2 separate regions of the Homo sapiens genome follow, and region 2 is linked to region 1. The links are chromatin loops, found by intact Hi-C in ENCODE. Cell type or tissue: dorsolateral prefrontal cortex. All regions are shown on one strand.

Region 1 (8,000 bases):
TTATTAGAAGAAAAGAAAGACTAATAGACACTTTTTGTATGTGTTCGTTCAACAATTTTAAAGGAATTTAAAATTGTGTAACTTATTTTCAACTTTCATGTTGCCTATCAATTGTTATATTATTAATAGATGTCATTAAGATGACCAGTTTCTGCTTTCTATGGCTATAGTAGGACTTCACAAGTACTAATTACTTAAAAAGAGAACAATAAGATGTTCTTTATGTTATATGAGAGACTCGGTAGGTATTTGGAAGATTACTTTTAACATTACAGCTTTTAATGGTATTTTATATTCATTGTACTTTTTTGCTTTGTTTTGTTTTATTTTTTGTTTCTTTTTTATTGCCTTCAAATGAAATTTTACTATGCATTGCAGTCTAAAAAGCTAAATTTTCCTTACAATGATGAACACAGGTTTTCTTAATCATAACAAATTAGTGTCCTATAATGAGGAGGGAATAGTGATTAAAACCTTTAAACTTGTATTTCAAAAGAGAAGAAAAAATACATGGATTATTCAGAATGGGCTATTTAGTTCTATGTATCAAACTTAGCAAGAATGAAAGTCTGTCCCATGATTAATTTTACCAACTCAGGTAATGGAGAACATTCTAACAATGGAGATAGCTTAAACTTTAAACACTTTTAACAGACAAAATAATGTGCAATCATGTCTCTGTGCATCTTGTAAAAAAAAACATGCACAGTATTTTCATTTGGAAAGTTTTTCCTCTGTGCAGTTATAGCAAGGTCCCAACACAAGTCAGTTTACATGTTTTGATTTCCACTGAGTTGTTTGTTTGAATGAATGTATCAGCAATTGGCAAAATTATCAAAACATTTATCTAGTGAGTTGCATAAACTTTGTTTAAAATAATGCGTAAAGTTTCACAGATTAGGGAAAAAAAAGTGTATTTTATTATAGCCAAGATTGAACTGACATATTAAACTAAAATAGTTTAAATTTTGTGCAACTTTAGAAATTATCTTATTCTAAATCTCACGGCAAAGAATAATCTGGGGGAGCAGGAAAGGGAATGAGGTTAGTACATTGATAAGGGTAAAAACCTAGCTGACACACAGATTACAAATGACAAGATTTTGCAACAATCTTGCATCTGGATCTATACAAAAAATTGCATGAGAAAATAAAGACTTGTTTCTAGTGTTTCCAAACAGATCTTTCTAAATTTAAGCTATAAAAGGCTGTTTCACCTCAGGCCTGCATGAGAACCACTGCTGTCCCTTGTGGGGACTACCTTATTTCCATTTTCCAGACACATGTTTTCCCCTTTCTCAACTATTTTAAGAATTATAAGTAAGCAGGACTCTAAAATTCAAGTTCAGTGTGCAGAGAGTTAATTTAAATATGATAACAAATGGCTCTGCTTTTGAAATGAATGTAGCCTGGCAACTTCAACTGGGAACCCTTCGGAGGGCCTCAATTATGTATGCGGTTTCTTTGAGAAATAGTTTCACACATCTGACCCAAGGACCAGTATGTTGTTGCCATGAAATAAAACTGTACGTAGGCATTGTTTCATTGCTGCACCCTCCACACACTGCCGGCCTCCACTCCCTTCCCCCACCCTGCACATGCATGTACACACACATACACACACTCACACAAACTCTTTTATTGTCATTCCGCTTCTATTTTTCTAGTAGAGTGAATGTATCAACGTAATTATCATGAACATAATGGCCCGTGATTACTTTTATTTGCTATAAAAATATTCTGATTCTAACTGCCAAACTGTTCCGGTCAAAATCAGGAGTGGGAAACCTACAAGATAAGTAAAGGGTTAAACCACCCACACCATTTCAATTTTTTTCAAAATGGCTGCTTTGTCTGTGTGCATACACCAATAGCAAATGTCCTTCTGTTATTGTACAGCCAATTTGATGTGTCAAGTATTCATATGCTAATAACGGTACAGTTTCTCACTTTTTCACAGATAAATGGTAAAGATTGTTACAGACAGTGAAACACAAGAATAAACAGCTTTTATTTCAGACGCGATAAATTACTTTCCATTCAAATAACATGCGACACACGCTGCTGACCATTTTGTTTCTATTCACTGTTAGTTTGCCTTCTGGGTGTGTTTTTTTAGAATAGTTTGAAAATATTTAACAGATATGGACAGAGTTGTTACTAATGACTTGATTGCATTAATTTGCTTTGTAGTCATTTCATCACTCGAAGTTCATTTTTATGCTCAGTTATTACAGTGGGAGAAAGTTTGATGGAAAATCTGACACTGTTTCCCTAACATGGTACAATCAAGTCTTTTTAAAGCTTGGTAATGACAGTATTTGAAGAATGGATATCTTCCCTTCCAGGTTAGCAGAAATGTCATTCAGTAAATAAAATCCCTTGCTAAGAGTATCACCTAAAAAAAGACACTTGAATGAAATGTACGTTGTTCTGTCAGAACAAAGTGAAATCACTTTGGTTTTCTAAGACATAAATATGTCCTTTTAGAAACCCTGAGTAGGTTAAATATATATGATTAAAGCATACACTTATTGCTAGGGTAGACAAATTAATGCAAAGATGAGGGTGGGGGAGGGGACTGAAGTATGAGAGAGAATTAACCAGTCCTTAAAGAAATATTTTTAAAATAATGTACCCATGAACATGCATGCACTGATGACAGTTATAAATCAAAAGAAACATTTCTGATTTATTTCTCCTCAATTTAACAAGATGCACTTATCTGTTCTTGAGTTGCAATACTTTTAGGGACAAAAATTAGAATACCTAGAAATTAAGCTAATGATTCTTCTAGCTACTTCTTACATTCACCTTATTGTGCCTAAATCTTTTGTCTGAGCTTTACATATGACCATTTTTTGGTTTATGTTTGGTCCCCTCTGATTGTTACATATACTTGAATTGCTTGCTTGGATGGGGAGCATACAAAATAATTAAGTAAACATGAAGAAAAGTAGCTTGATTCGTTGCTAGGCTGAAGGATCACATAGAAAAGTTTTTTTCCAATTGCCCAAAATTAAGTACAAATACACACATGCACTTCCATATACTCAGATGCAGACAAAATCAAACTAGAGAATTTTTAGAAGCACTACCCTGGATCATGCCTTAAGACATTAAGGATTCCAAAGGTAACTATGACATTAGGTCAATGAGGCTGCAGCTCCCTAATAGTGTAATCAGCAGATTGTAAATTTTTACATAATTCTAGGACAAAAGCTAGCTATTTTGAAGCAGTCTTATAATCTGAGGCCTTTTCTCTGAGCTCCAAAATACCAGAGAAGATTATTGTATCATATCAATGAGGAATAGTAAATGCAAGTGACCAGTTTTATATTAAACATGGACAATCAAGAGATTTTTCTACTATAAGGCTACACAAATAAGCTCATAAAACTTATTACCCTTTCTTCCTCTCTAACGCCATTGTTAAAAATACAAATTAATAGGATCAACTTCAAATATCTATTTTAAATTCTGCCTTTTATATATGTTATTTTTTTTTCTACAGGAAGAGTAGTTAATGGCAGATGAAATACTAATTTTTACTTTATGGGACACCCATCAAAAAGTGACTGTAAGCTAATTTATCAAAATTGAAATAAAGTAGGACACCAGTAGCTATTTCAAGAATTAATTTAAAATGTGCTATATGCCACACATGCTGCATTACTCAGAATGTGTTATTAATTTAAATGTTTCTTAACTAATTATAAAGACTAAATGGAGAACTTTTGCCCGTTGTTTCTTTTCTTCCCCCATCTAGTCTCTTTATCTGTGTAAATACAATTAGGCCTCACTCAGAGCTCTGGGTCTTTGTCTTTCCCCTTTTAATTCCTGTCCTTAGTGTAATTAGCACCTTGGGCACAATCGTAGGAATACACACAGGGAGTTTATTTTCACTGACTATTTTGATATTGCTTCTATCACTTTACCCTCGAACACCATTTTCATTTGCTCTGGGAACTTTCTAAGTACAGAGGTTTAAATCACTAACTCAAATTTTATACTGTGGACAGACAGTTATACATGGATATACAGGACCTGTTCAGAACATGTCAGCTGCACATGATATTTGATCTTTCGTCATACACTCATGCCCATGAACTCCAGGCACACTTATCTGGGTTAAAGCAGTGGCATTCTACCTTCACTCACAAATGTTTAATTATAACTGAGGTTTCAATTAAAAATAAATACAATAGAGTGCCAGAATGCCGAGGGGCTGCGAATGGGCTGGAGGAAACAAGGATTAGAAACAAGGCTTTTGTCTTCTTGCCTCAAAAGGTACAGGTTTTAGGTGTATATTATGAAACATCCTGAAATGTACATTGACTGACTAATTTTCAGGTAAGAATTGTAGTTTTCTTTTTCAAGAAGTATGAGAATTATTAGTGTTTTGAGTTTTTGAGTTACTTATACACAACTTTTCTAATTCATTTATACTCTGTGCCAAAAGTTTTCGGCCTGTTATTTAAAGGGAAAAGTATTCCATAGACAGTGTGAGCAAGATTTGAAGGGATGGTTAAGTGCCACACAGTCACTGAGTTTCTCAATTCCACCAGTAAAATTATGTTCAAGAACTGAGGATGCACTCTCTGCTTTGAATTGCCTACATCTGTCTGCGGCTACCAGCTGAATGGGATAGTGTGACACGCTCACTTCTTTTTCTTATAATCAAATCAACCATGAGGTGTTTCATGATATTTTGGTGTAAATGACCACAAAAATAAATTTTACATACTCATGTTGTCTTGGGTTTTCGCAGAGGTCACAGTGTTTCTGAGTATGGTGTCAATATATAGTTTAGGCTATTATTAAACATACAAAGGAAAATGGAGACTCAAGGCAATGATCAAAATAAATCATATGGAAAAACCTTACCTTAGACCTAAAGTATCGCATATTTTAAGCAAGGAACTTATTTCACCTTTATCTAGAAATCGATTTAATTTTGAATTCTATTTCTCCACAGGCTCTATATTACTAAAATATGATGAAATTGTGAATGTTTAATTATAAATTATGTCTCAAACAAATGAAATGCAGTGTGAATTTTAGTCTCTGAATATTAAGATAAGAAAACATTACCATTAAGACTGAGTCTACATGTTACATGAAACAAAGAATTGAAGCATTATTTGAATCTTGAAAGCACCAAATATACAGGGGCCCCAAGTTATCTGGATAAAGCTCCTACATATTCACTTCATTTGTGTAGATGCAGCCTGACTGCCTGCATCTAAATGGAATCAATTTAGATTCCAAGTGGTTTGAGGTTTATTAAACACAGTGAACTTAGCAAACATGCATTCCCCTCAAGCTTTCAGGTTGGTATTTTCTGCAACCATGTTTGAAGAAGCAAAATCCAGACCTCTCGTAGGCATAGAGGCAAGAGATCGGGTTCCTGTGCTGCTCTTCGCCATATATAAAAACTGATGGTTTTGGTGATGTGGGCCATAACATGAAAGTCATGTTTTTTCTACTATTTAGTCAAAGGAATGATGGGTACTGTGAGTCAACAACAAGCACGGCTACAAAAGAGAGCAGGATTAATGAAAAGAGGATACAGGACTTGTCTGATTGCTCCCACAATGATGCACCACCCTGGATAGCTCATTAGGGTACTCAGAAGAGCACAAAGAGTCTTTTAAATAAAGCTTCCTTGTTCCAAGAGTGTATTCATCACCTCATGCCTATCCAGGATAGGAGGGCTTTCTCCTTGGAGTCTGAATGAAGCAACCTGTAATCAGTTGTATGGAGATGTTGCTAAACATATTTGTAACCTCAAAGAAGTCTTCATTCACCGGAACAGGGACAACCTCAGAAGAAATGGATTTTTTCCCAAGGGTACCATTTCTATTTAGCATGTTAGTACCTTTGTAACCTATTGGATGGAGGACACTGTGGGAAAAGCCTGGAGAGACTTCCCCCTTTACAAATAAAAAAGAAATCTAAAGGAATAGGAGCCTTGTGACAACAAAAAAGAAAAGAACAAAAGTGACTCATGTATGTCAAATGGAGCAGGCACCTAACTAAGCAATAATTAGAACTTTGCCCACAATTCTCTCAGACGAGGCAGTCACAGGCTGGATTTTGGCATAGGGTGTTAATGTGTGAAAGTAGAAGTTGTCTCAAATAGAAGAAAAGCCTAGGAACATAAGGCAGAGCATCGTGACTGCATTATAGTAAAGGCAACAGGGCCTCTTTAGTTAGATGAACTATACTCAGTTGTGTCTTGGCTGTGCTGCTTTCTTCTTTTAAGTTTGAAGTTAAAATGCTACAGGATTAGTCTTACCTGCCACAGAGAACAATGTGGCTAAAATGACGCAAGCCAGGAGAGCTTTCCTGAATGAATGATGCTGTGCTCAATTTACAATAGCTAGAAAATAACAGTAATTATTATAGATTGAGGGGAAAACAGTCTGTAGAATTGTGTTGCAAAGTTGTAAACTTTATGCGGCTAGCAAAAATTCCTGCAAAGGTTTTCAAGTTAAAGTGAAAATAAAAGACTTAAATCATTAGAGTGGTCTTGCGCTCTGGATCTCACATGTTTTCACATGTGAGAAATCTCAAATGATAAAGTATGTACTTTTGCAAAAGCATCCTGTAGATTTAATTGTAAACTAAGTTTAGCAATGTTTTGGGGGGCTGGCTGCCCCAAAGTACAGTGACAGACTAATCAATCCTTCTTTCTTCATTGTTGAAACTCAGCTAATGAATAGTGAGCCAGAGCAAACAGCGAGTGAGAACGCTTGATGAGGACACAGAATGTAGATACATACACTTTATAAATCATCTTTAGATTGAAGACATTTTACAAATATTGTCATTAAAAATAATTATTTAGGACAACATTTTTCAATTGTTCTCATTTTTGGATGAGGTTCAAAGATTGTCTAAAGGAAGAAAGGGCGGGGCCTTATCTACAAAGAGGGTCTCTCTGACGCTGGGCTCTGCTGCCGCTGCTGCTGCTGCTGCTGCTGCTGCAGGAATTCCACCTTGCCAGGCCACTAGCATGTCCTTTGCCTTCAGGAAAGAGAGATTTGCAACTGAACAAATGCTTTACATTAGCAAATGGACAAGCTACCGACTAATGAATGGCACTTCTTTATCAGCATATACAAACTTATACCAGCTTATACCACACTTGGCACACACACTCTTAAGGCAATGTGAAACATGACAGAATAGAATATTTAGTTGTTATTTTGCAATTAGCATTTTACCATAATGAAGACTCTAGATGTAACTCTTTCTAAATTTAAACTTTAGCAGAATTTTCCATTTTCATATTAAGAAAATCATAATTAACTAATCTTTAAAATGTGTTGCTGCCTAAACATTGGAAAGGCTGGAGGATTAAATTCAGTGCTGATAAATTAAACATAATGTGTTTGTACATATATAGTTATAGTTACAATTATATAGACAAATATACATGTATATGTACATATAGATATGTAGAAAAAGATATGAAGCTAGATATATAGATAGGTAAATATATACACGTATAGGTATATATGTATACATATGCATGCATATATGTCTATAACCATCTACCTATCTATATATATGTAGCTACACATCTTGTGTACATGCATATATACCCCTTTAATGTATATCTCATAACTTGAGTGCTTGTATTATATTTTATGCTTAGTATAATTCTAGACTGTATTTTTTGTTATATATAAACTTTAAATAACTAGAGATTCTGTTTCAATGACATATTTTAAAGTCTTCAAAAAGGAAAAAATTCAGTATGTATGTAAAAAGGAAGAATATTGGCAACGATTTATTATTTTTATTAAGAAAATAAATCCCTACTGAGTTCCTAAAACTTGTATTAGTTGCTACTTGGTGTGCATATTTGTGTGAGTGTTGGTAAGAAATCCTATTTTGACTAATGCCTGAACAATGGAAATATATTAGGTTTTAGATATGCAAATGTTTATTATAATACTGGTATTGGAATAACAATAATACTAGCAACT
Region 2 (8,000 bases), 88 kb before region 1:
CACACTCACATGCACGCACATAAACACGCGCATTCAGACACCCCCACTATGGAGAAATGGCAACCCTGGAAACTTTTTTTTAAACAGGAATTCCCTTTCTCTTAGGTCATAGGTATTTAAGAAAGAGAGAGAGAGAAACAGAAACAGCTTTTACGTTTTATTTTATTTTAATTTTCTGTGTGTGGAGAGCAGCTATGGCTCCATAATGTCCCAACCCTGCTTTCATCATGCTCATATTCTGGCAACACACAGGTTTGATGCAATTTGTTCTAACTTTTCATTTCAACCATTGCTTTTCTCAAAGTGGTCAGAGTTTAAAGACTGCAAAAGCAGAGGGAAAAGAAATACCACGGCAGGGGGAAAAAACAAACCAACCCCCAAACTGGTGCTGGTATTCAGTGCATTGACACATTCTCAAATGTTTTCTCTGTAGTTATAACACAAAAGCGCTTTCTTCCCTGTTTTGATGTGTTAAAGACGGAAAGAGAGAGGACACTTCGAAGTGGTAAAATAAGTATTTGGAAAGCACAGGGAATGTATTTGTCTTTTGAATGTCCAGGATGTGTCAATAACGTGTTGATACTCTACCATTTAATATTAATTAAATTTTTAAAAATGGAAAAGAGATGAAAAGTTAAATTTAGGCACATTGTCTCTCATACGCCGAACTTTTAGCTATCAATGTTGCCTTCTGTTTTGTATAATTAGAAGTGCATCCAAAGCCAGTCACTTTACTATCTATAAAATAAGGATAACAAGGATGCTAAGTCCCTCTGAGAAGGGTGTGAGTGGATCAATAATACATTATTGTCTAATTTTGACATTTGGCAGAAGAAACCATAAACTTTTACTCCTGTAATGTCAGTAATCTGAACGAATTTTCCTAAGCAATATTATTTGCAGATTCTTTTACTGAGTGAAACAAATAAGAATTTGAAAGACAAAGATGACCTGGTTCTTAAACACTGGCTCCTATCTAAGGACCAAAATCTCTGAATTGAATCCCAGAGTCCTTTACAATTGTACTGTGTACCCCGGCTTTTTTAAAAAGATTTTAAAATGTAAGCTAGATGATTTCAAAACTGATGAAAGTTATGCCACCATTCTTACTTATATCTAATTCATGTTTTAATAGTCATAAGTTTTAGTATACCTAGAGTACAAAGAAGTGTTTACTTAAACCAGTTTCTATACCAGTAGAAACTAACTCCCCCAGAATATTTTTGATGTAATTATTTAAAATCATTTTAATTAGAAGAACAATAAGATGATAGGAAATCAAGGCCCTCGGGTTTTCTGTATGGCTGTATCATCCAGCTTCATAAAGTTACTTAACGAAGTATTTTAAAATATTGTTTATATGAATGTAAACTTACCCTAATTATATACTAAGAAATGTAGTCCATTTGATTTCTTCCCATTCCTGGCCTCAAAAATCAAACCTGCTCTGTTTGGAAAAAGCTGAGTCTTCTGTGATATCATGGACCTTTTTATATTTCAGCAAGGAAGTGGAGGTCATGGAGTCATAAATATCAAAATTTTCAGGACCCAAGCTGTAAGGTTTTATCCTTTCCTTTGTGAAGGCTGATGCAGATGGATTTCTAATTTCCTTTGATTTCTGTCCTCTTGTCTGTGTGTTTTCTTTATTTGTATAAATTGCATTGTCCTTTCTATAAGAATGTTTGAGCACACTCTCCCTGATAGATTCTCATTCTCACTCCCCTCAGCTTGTTTGAGGTTTAGAATGGGGGTGCTTTTCCTTATTTTAAAAGCTTTGCAATTTAGACTCCGAGAGCCAGGACTGGTTTTCTATCCATCGGGACCTGCTCAAAGGTCACACTCAAGATCATAAGCCATGTTCACATCCTTCTTATGGGAAAATGATAAAATAATATCCACAGGCATCTGATACTAGGGGCATGGCCTGGACACACACCTTGCCCTCTTCCCCTTGGCCTTGTCTGCCTTGAAGAATGAATAGATCCATCCCCAAAGTTGATGCTTCGAAGTGACCAGTCAGATGCTAGCAGGTCAGCTGGCTATCCTCTTGGATAGAGGGTCCATAAATTAAAGAAATGTTGGTGTGGTTGAAAGAGGAAGGTAGTCCAGCCCAAGGGAAGTCACGTAAATCTCTCCAGGAGCTTTGTTCCCAGTAGGGAGTGGGGGTGAGAGTTGGGGTAGCTCGGGGCTGTGGGCTGTTATTAATGCCCTGGCCCTCCTGCGGTGGGTGCTAACTTGTTGTGCATGAGAGCTGCCACCATCCTTCCCAAACATCGGGCGCTTGGAAAAGTCAAGCACAGTTGAGCCCTGATTTTCATTTAATAGTCAAAACCAAGATGCATTTGGGCTATGATGATAGGACAGCTCCCTTGAAAAGATTATTTGAACTACAAAGGCATTCATTTAGGGCTAGCAATGTTGCAAAAGGGCCCGCTAGAAATTAGCAGCCTGTCCTGGTATTTGGAGAGCAAGAGTGACAACTTATTGGAAGTTCTCAAGGAATCATTTATATTTCACACTCCACTAGGCAGCTGATTTGAGATTGTCTGTTAGCATAACAAAGGCTCTGAGCCTGTGAACTTCAGAAACCTTTCGACCTCTTAGCTGCTGGCATGAATAGCCCCCAGTCCTGCCTATAGAGATCTCCCAAAGCTCCCCTGTTCGTGGCTAAATTGTTAATCAGGGTAATTTAATATAGTTTTCAATATGCCTCATCTCTTATTGGGAAAGGTATTCACAGCTTCCCTACCCCTGAAAAAAAAAGTTCTTTTATTCAAGTGTGAGAGGGGCAGCTGCAGACAGACCCCCATCCCTTGCTTCTCCCCCTACTCCTTCACAGCAGCAATGTTCTGAGCAGCAACCATAGAGAAGGGCCAGAAAGAGAAACTCAGAACGACGATCCCATCCCCTGGCATGCACTCCACCCTGAACCTGAAACTTCAGCCTATTTATGCTGGGAACCGCCAAAACAAAAACCCAAGGCTCAGCCATAACTGAAACCTCAGAGTCACACACACACACACACACACACACACACACACACACGCCACACCTCCTTCTCCACCCTCCCTTCACCAACACCCTGCCCCTCCCCCCTCATCCCAACTAAGCTTCTCTTGTGTTTCTGGACAAAACGCACCAGACCCCAAGGCCTGTTAATTTTCATTTCTCACTCTGTCCAGGCAGCCCACACCGTCCTGCACGCTCCTTCACAGAGTCACACTCGGCCTGGCCCCTGCATCAACTCCCGGTGTCATATACACTTGCTCTCGCCTGCTCCCTCGCACACTATCAATTCACATGCACATTAGTTAGCTGAAAAGAGCCGGAGCACAAATATATTCATTTTAATCCAGTTAAGACCTAAGAGGTCTCCTAGGATATTATTCAATAGTTTGAAAACTAAGTATAAAATTCAGATTTTGCTACGCTGTTTCATCTCACAGAGGCCTACAGTATGCCTTTCTTTCACTTTATACCATGTGTGTATTCTAAAAAAGTAAAATAAAACCGAATAAAAAAAAAACAATCACAGGCAAAATACCCAGCTTCAGGCAGGCACTATGCTCAAATATTATTATCTTTTTAATGACTGTTTCTAGTACCCATGTGCACATCAGAATAGCAATTTTATACAAAGAAGGAAAAAGTATGAAGTCACTAATTACATTTTTAAAAATTAAAAATAAAAGGATACAATCTCTTAAACTTATTTTCTCTTTCTTTTCCACGTGAGCATTTTAAGGCATCTCTAAAGCATGTCTGAGTGTTTCTGGGTTCCTTTGGTGGTGGTTTTCTGTGTAATTGGTGCTCTGTCTTTGTGCGAGTTGAGGCTCTGTGTGTTGCTTCTTTCTGGAACAGCCATTTCTCGCTTGTGCCCCGTTTTGGTTAGTGTGTCTGTCTCTCAGCCTCCTGAAGTTGGATAAAGGCAGGATGTAGTGCCTGAAGTATTTTCTTTGATTTTTCTCTAGTTAGAGTAGTCCCTGATGGGGGTTGGGAGATTTCTTCACTCACTTGGGTTCCTAATCTAGAATCTGAAAACTGCTGGGAGGTGGGAGACCAATTTCTATTTACAGCATCAAGGAAAGGATTATTAAACCTCCAAAATCAGAAGTACAAACATAGATTTACACTTAATAAAACAAGACAAAACAAACAGCCTAGCTTCTTTCCCAAAATAATTTTTTTTGGAATTAAAAAAAGATTAAGAAATAGGTTTACTGCCCAATTTTAATATCTAAACAATGCCCAGAGGTGACATGTTAAAACAGAAAATAAAATAAATGTATCTGGTGGTTATATTATATGGTAATCCTAAAGACTGCATTTTCCTTTAAAAAAAAAAAAAGGAATCTGACAGTTTTAATTTCAACGTTGTGGAAGTTTTTAGATTATAAATGTTTTTGCCAATAATCTGTGTATTATTCATGTTAATGATGTGCTTTTTGGTTTATTGTATATTGTAAGTAGTGATTTTCATTTTCTCAGTGTTTTAAACCAAAATATTTTAAAAACATTAATTGTTATTATAAATTGATGGGTAAATATGGCTGGTTTCTTTTATTAAAAGCCAAAAATATGAAGTTGTTCATATATAAATATCACAAATTCAACTTTCAGAAGGTGCTTAGAGTAAAAAAATTATGGCTTTAAGCCCAAGAAAGAAAAAATACACAATTTGCATTTTTTCAATGCTTTTGCTTAACATTTTTTTCATTAGGTTTTTTCCTCATTAGAATTTATGATCCATGTCGATCATTACACTTTCACATTTCTGATTTCTGTTAAATTTTCTGACAGAGGCTAATAAATATAAAAGAGTAAAAAGGCCTATTTGCTTTCATCTAAGGTGCTCAATATTTTCAGGTTATTTGTATTTGCATTGAAATCTTTTCCATGTTCTTAATTTAAATTATTAAAATTTGACTGAAACTAATTCTATTTGAAGCTAAGATGTAACAGGGTTTTTTTTTCCCAAGGAATTAAACAATGTGATTTTGCTAAATTATAACATTTTCTTTGGCTTGAGCCATCTAACACCCTCTCCAACATGGCACAGTTTGGGCTTCATATTTGTGGAACAAGAAGGGTTGGGGGGAGAAGGATGTATATTTGGAATGGTGTTTGACAGGGAGAATGAACGCAGACACCAGAACAATTATATTACAATCCCATTGGGAATGCCAGCACCAAATTTAGCCAGACTGATGGGGTACTGTCTAGACGGTCCCTTTTGTGTATCAGCTGTTTTTTCCCTGCTTTATTGCACTGCCTGAATGTGTGAGTTGAACATGCATATGGATCCCAAGCATAACCATTCCTGCAACCATACACTGCTATTAAACTTCCTCTCATTTGGCTAGGAATCAAAGGTTGTGTATTCCTACTATATTCCCTTTATAATATTTTGTAATTAAAATGCAGCTTCCAGATTAGTGGCTTAACAAAGGTCATAAGACAAAGTAGAAGGTGCCTAGGCTCTTTCTTTATATGAAAAAAAATGTACAAATATACTAGGTAAACATTTCTATCTTCTCAAACATGTCCACCTCTTTTCTATACAAGTAAAAAGAAGCCAGAAAGAAAGGAATTAAAACAATGAGAAGAAAGAAGCACAGTACATGTAAATTACCACCTTTCCTTTTGAAAAGGGCAAAGGATAGAAAGAAAGAATATTTATTTAATGTTTACAGTGTAATTAATGGCAGTGTTTGTGGTTTTCTTTTTTTTTTCTTTCTCATCTTTATTTGGTAAACCAAATGGAGTTCAGTAATCAGTTCTTGTGAAGTCTTAGAAATGGATTTTCAAACTCTTTTAAATACACACTTACACAATTGCTTTTGTGTTGTTGAGCATATAGGAAATCCTAGAGACATCTCAGATCTGGGCAACTGTCAGGATTTTGTTTTGTTTGTCAAGATGGTGCAGGAAGGGTAGAGCTTACTTATATATGAATACAGTATCCACATAAAACATTCGTTGTTCAAAGGGGCAGAAATGCACCCCTAAATAGGAAGCGCACTCCACGGGTGATGGGTACTAAGGTTGGATGCCTTTGCTCACAACCAAGAATTTGAAACGAACTCAAATTCATTATTCCAATTAGAAAGTGAGAAATAGAATAATGCATTAATGTTAATGAATGTAGGTATAAGATCCGCCTCTTTCTGTAAAAGTTTATCAGCAACTTTGTCTACAGTCACCAAAAATTGAAAGGTATGAGAAATTGGAATTCCACAGGATGTAAGTCATTATAAATAAAATTATTGTCTTGTAGTAGGATCCAAAATGAATCCACTGTTTCAGGAAACTGGATCCCACATTTCATAGCACAAATAAGTTTTGTTAATATGTACACACAAACTTTGTTTGGAAAAGGAATTCTACTTTCCATTTGCTGAAATTGTTATCCCTTAGTAAGGAGAAGAGGCAAAAGTTTTACCATAAAGAAAAAAAATCAAGGTTAAAAGTGATAAGAAAAAATTTGTACAGTTACATCCTTGTTTCATGCATTAAATTTTGTCTGACTAAATGGTGGAATTTAGATTTTTAAAATAATAATTTTCTATGCTTTGCTGCTGAAATTTAATAACTACCATCTACTATGGACAACGAAGATTTTATTCATCTTTTGAGGACTGGATATTGAAGAGAGGTCTGTAGGAAAGATAAAGTAAATTGTATTCCCAATTTTACTGAACAGGGTAAGACAAGAAGTGATCTATTTTTTGGTTTGAAACATTATATCAGCAAATCCACAATCATAAAATATGACCAGTGACACAGGATTGGGGAAATTCACTGTCTGGAAGAGGGGAGGAGATTGAACAAATGACATTAAACATGGAGACCTTGAGTAGGCACTTGTAGGCATTGGTGTTAGCAATCTCTGAGGCCTAACTTTGGTACTATTAAGAAAAAATATAACCAAAGGCAGGGGCAGAGGGCAAAAGAAACCAAGACTGAGAAACAGAGAAAGCAAGAGGAAAATGGTGGTGGGTGGGTGGGTTGGGGGTGGGTGGCATGCAGGGGTAGTGAGAGAGAAAGAAAGAAAAGGGGAGCAGAGAATGAATATTCTAAGCATTGTTTTAATCTAAAACAGAGACGCTTCCAGGAGAATGAATTTCAATGGAGCTGAGCCAAAAATAATTATAGAGATTTTCTTGTTTTGTTTTGTGAATGAAGAGCATCTCTTTTCCCTGGAGATGCGAGAGTGAGAAAGAACCAGAGCCAAGAGATTGAAGTGATGCCCCTCTGCCCCTTTACTTCCACACACCACAGTGGCAGACCTTTCTTTCTTCCCTTTTCCAAAAGCTATTGGCACCGAATTGTGCTAGGAAGAGAGGGACGTGGCAGCAGCCCTCAAACCTTAGCTGGGTTTTCTATTCTAACAATAGCTTGTTTACTTGATAAGGCTGAAGTATTGAAATTGGAAGCAAGATTGGGGTTGGGGGGGAGAGTGATACATATTTTAGGTTCTAGAAATAAAATTGAGCTATTTACAACTAAGAATATTCCCCTATTTGAGATACTTGAAACTTCCTTTGGAGTTTGTTTTACCAATTATATTTGTTTCCTTGTTTTTCATCATCAATAGCAAGCTACTAAAGGAAATAAAGTATTCTCTCAATTTTCCTCCATTTTCTCTGTGATGTAAAATCTTTATCTTGGAACTTTTTTTACAGGGAAAAATTGTCATTTGTTAAAATAGCTTGAGCTATGACTGAGTTGTTGTGAAAGCAATATAATATACTCTTCATGAAAGCAGGAATAAAAGGCTTTATACTAATATGAAATACACAGGATTGGAGGAGAAACCCACTAACATTAATAGACTTTTGTGACAGAGTAATCATAAACAACTCAGAATTAATACCTAAAGACTATTAATTTTCTTAAGTTAAATTGACTTACATAAAAATCACACCAGTAAGTACTGTCAGAACCTGGATATTCTCTCCAAATCTCTTATTTTAGGTGTTATGTTGTGTTAAAGACCC

Evidence for each region. Peaks named below come from ENCODE experiments on the same cell type or tissue, not always from the same donor. Only the 100,000 strongest peaks of a DNase experiment are listed, where the experiment ranks them.
Region 2: a loop joins it to region 1, with 3 times the contacts of the local background. A loop is called at or near these places in 4 of 110 quality-filtered maps.

What each region holds. Positions count from the first base shown.
Region 1 is chr5:88,482,650-88,490,649 of GRCh38, forward strand. No RefSeq gene overlaps it. Among named protein-coding and RNA genes, the nearest start is that of LINC02060, 48 kb to the left of the region's middle. In dorsolateral prefrontal cortex, no CTCF peak of the experiment used is centred here; no DNase peak of the experiment used is centred here; H3K4me3 peaks cover 2,690 bases; H3K27ac peaks cover 5,578 bases.
Region 2 is chr5:88,394,606-88,402,605 of GRCh38, forward strand. All of the region lies in intron 2 of TMEM161B-DT (TMEM161B divergent transcript), which reads left to right. Among named protein-coding and RNA genes, the nearest start is that of LINC02060, 40 kb to the right of the region's middle. RefSeq lists enhancers at 1,732-2,843, 2,110-2,986. In dorsolateral prefrontal cortex, no CTCF peak of the experiment used is centred here; DNase peaks (open chromatin) are centred at 2,250 and 3,156; H3K4me3 peaks cover 5,511 bases; H3K27ac peaks cover 8,000 bases.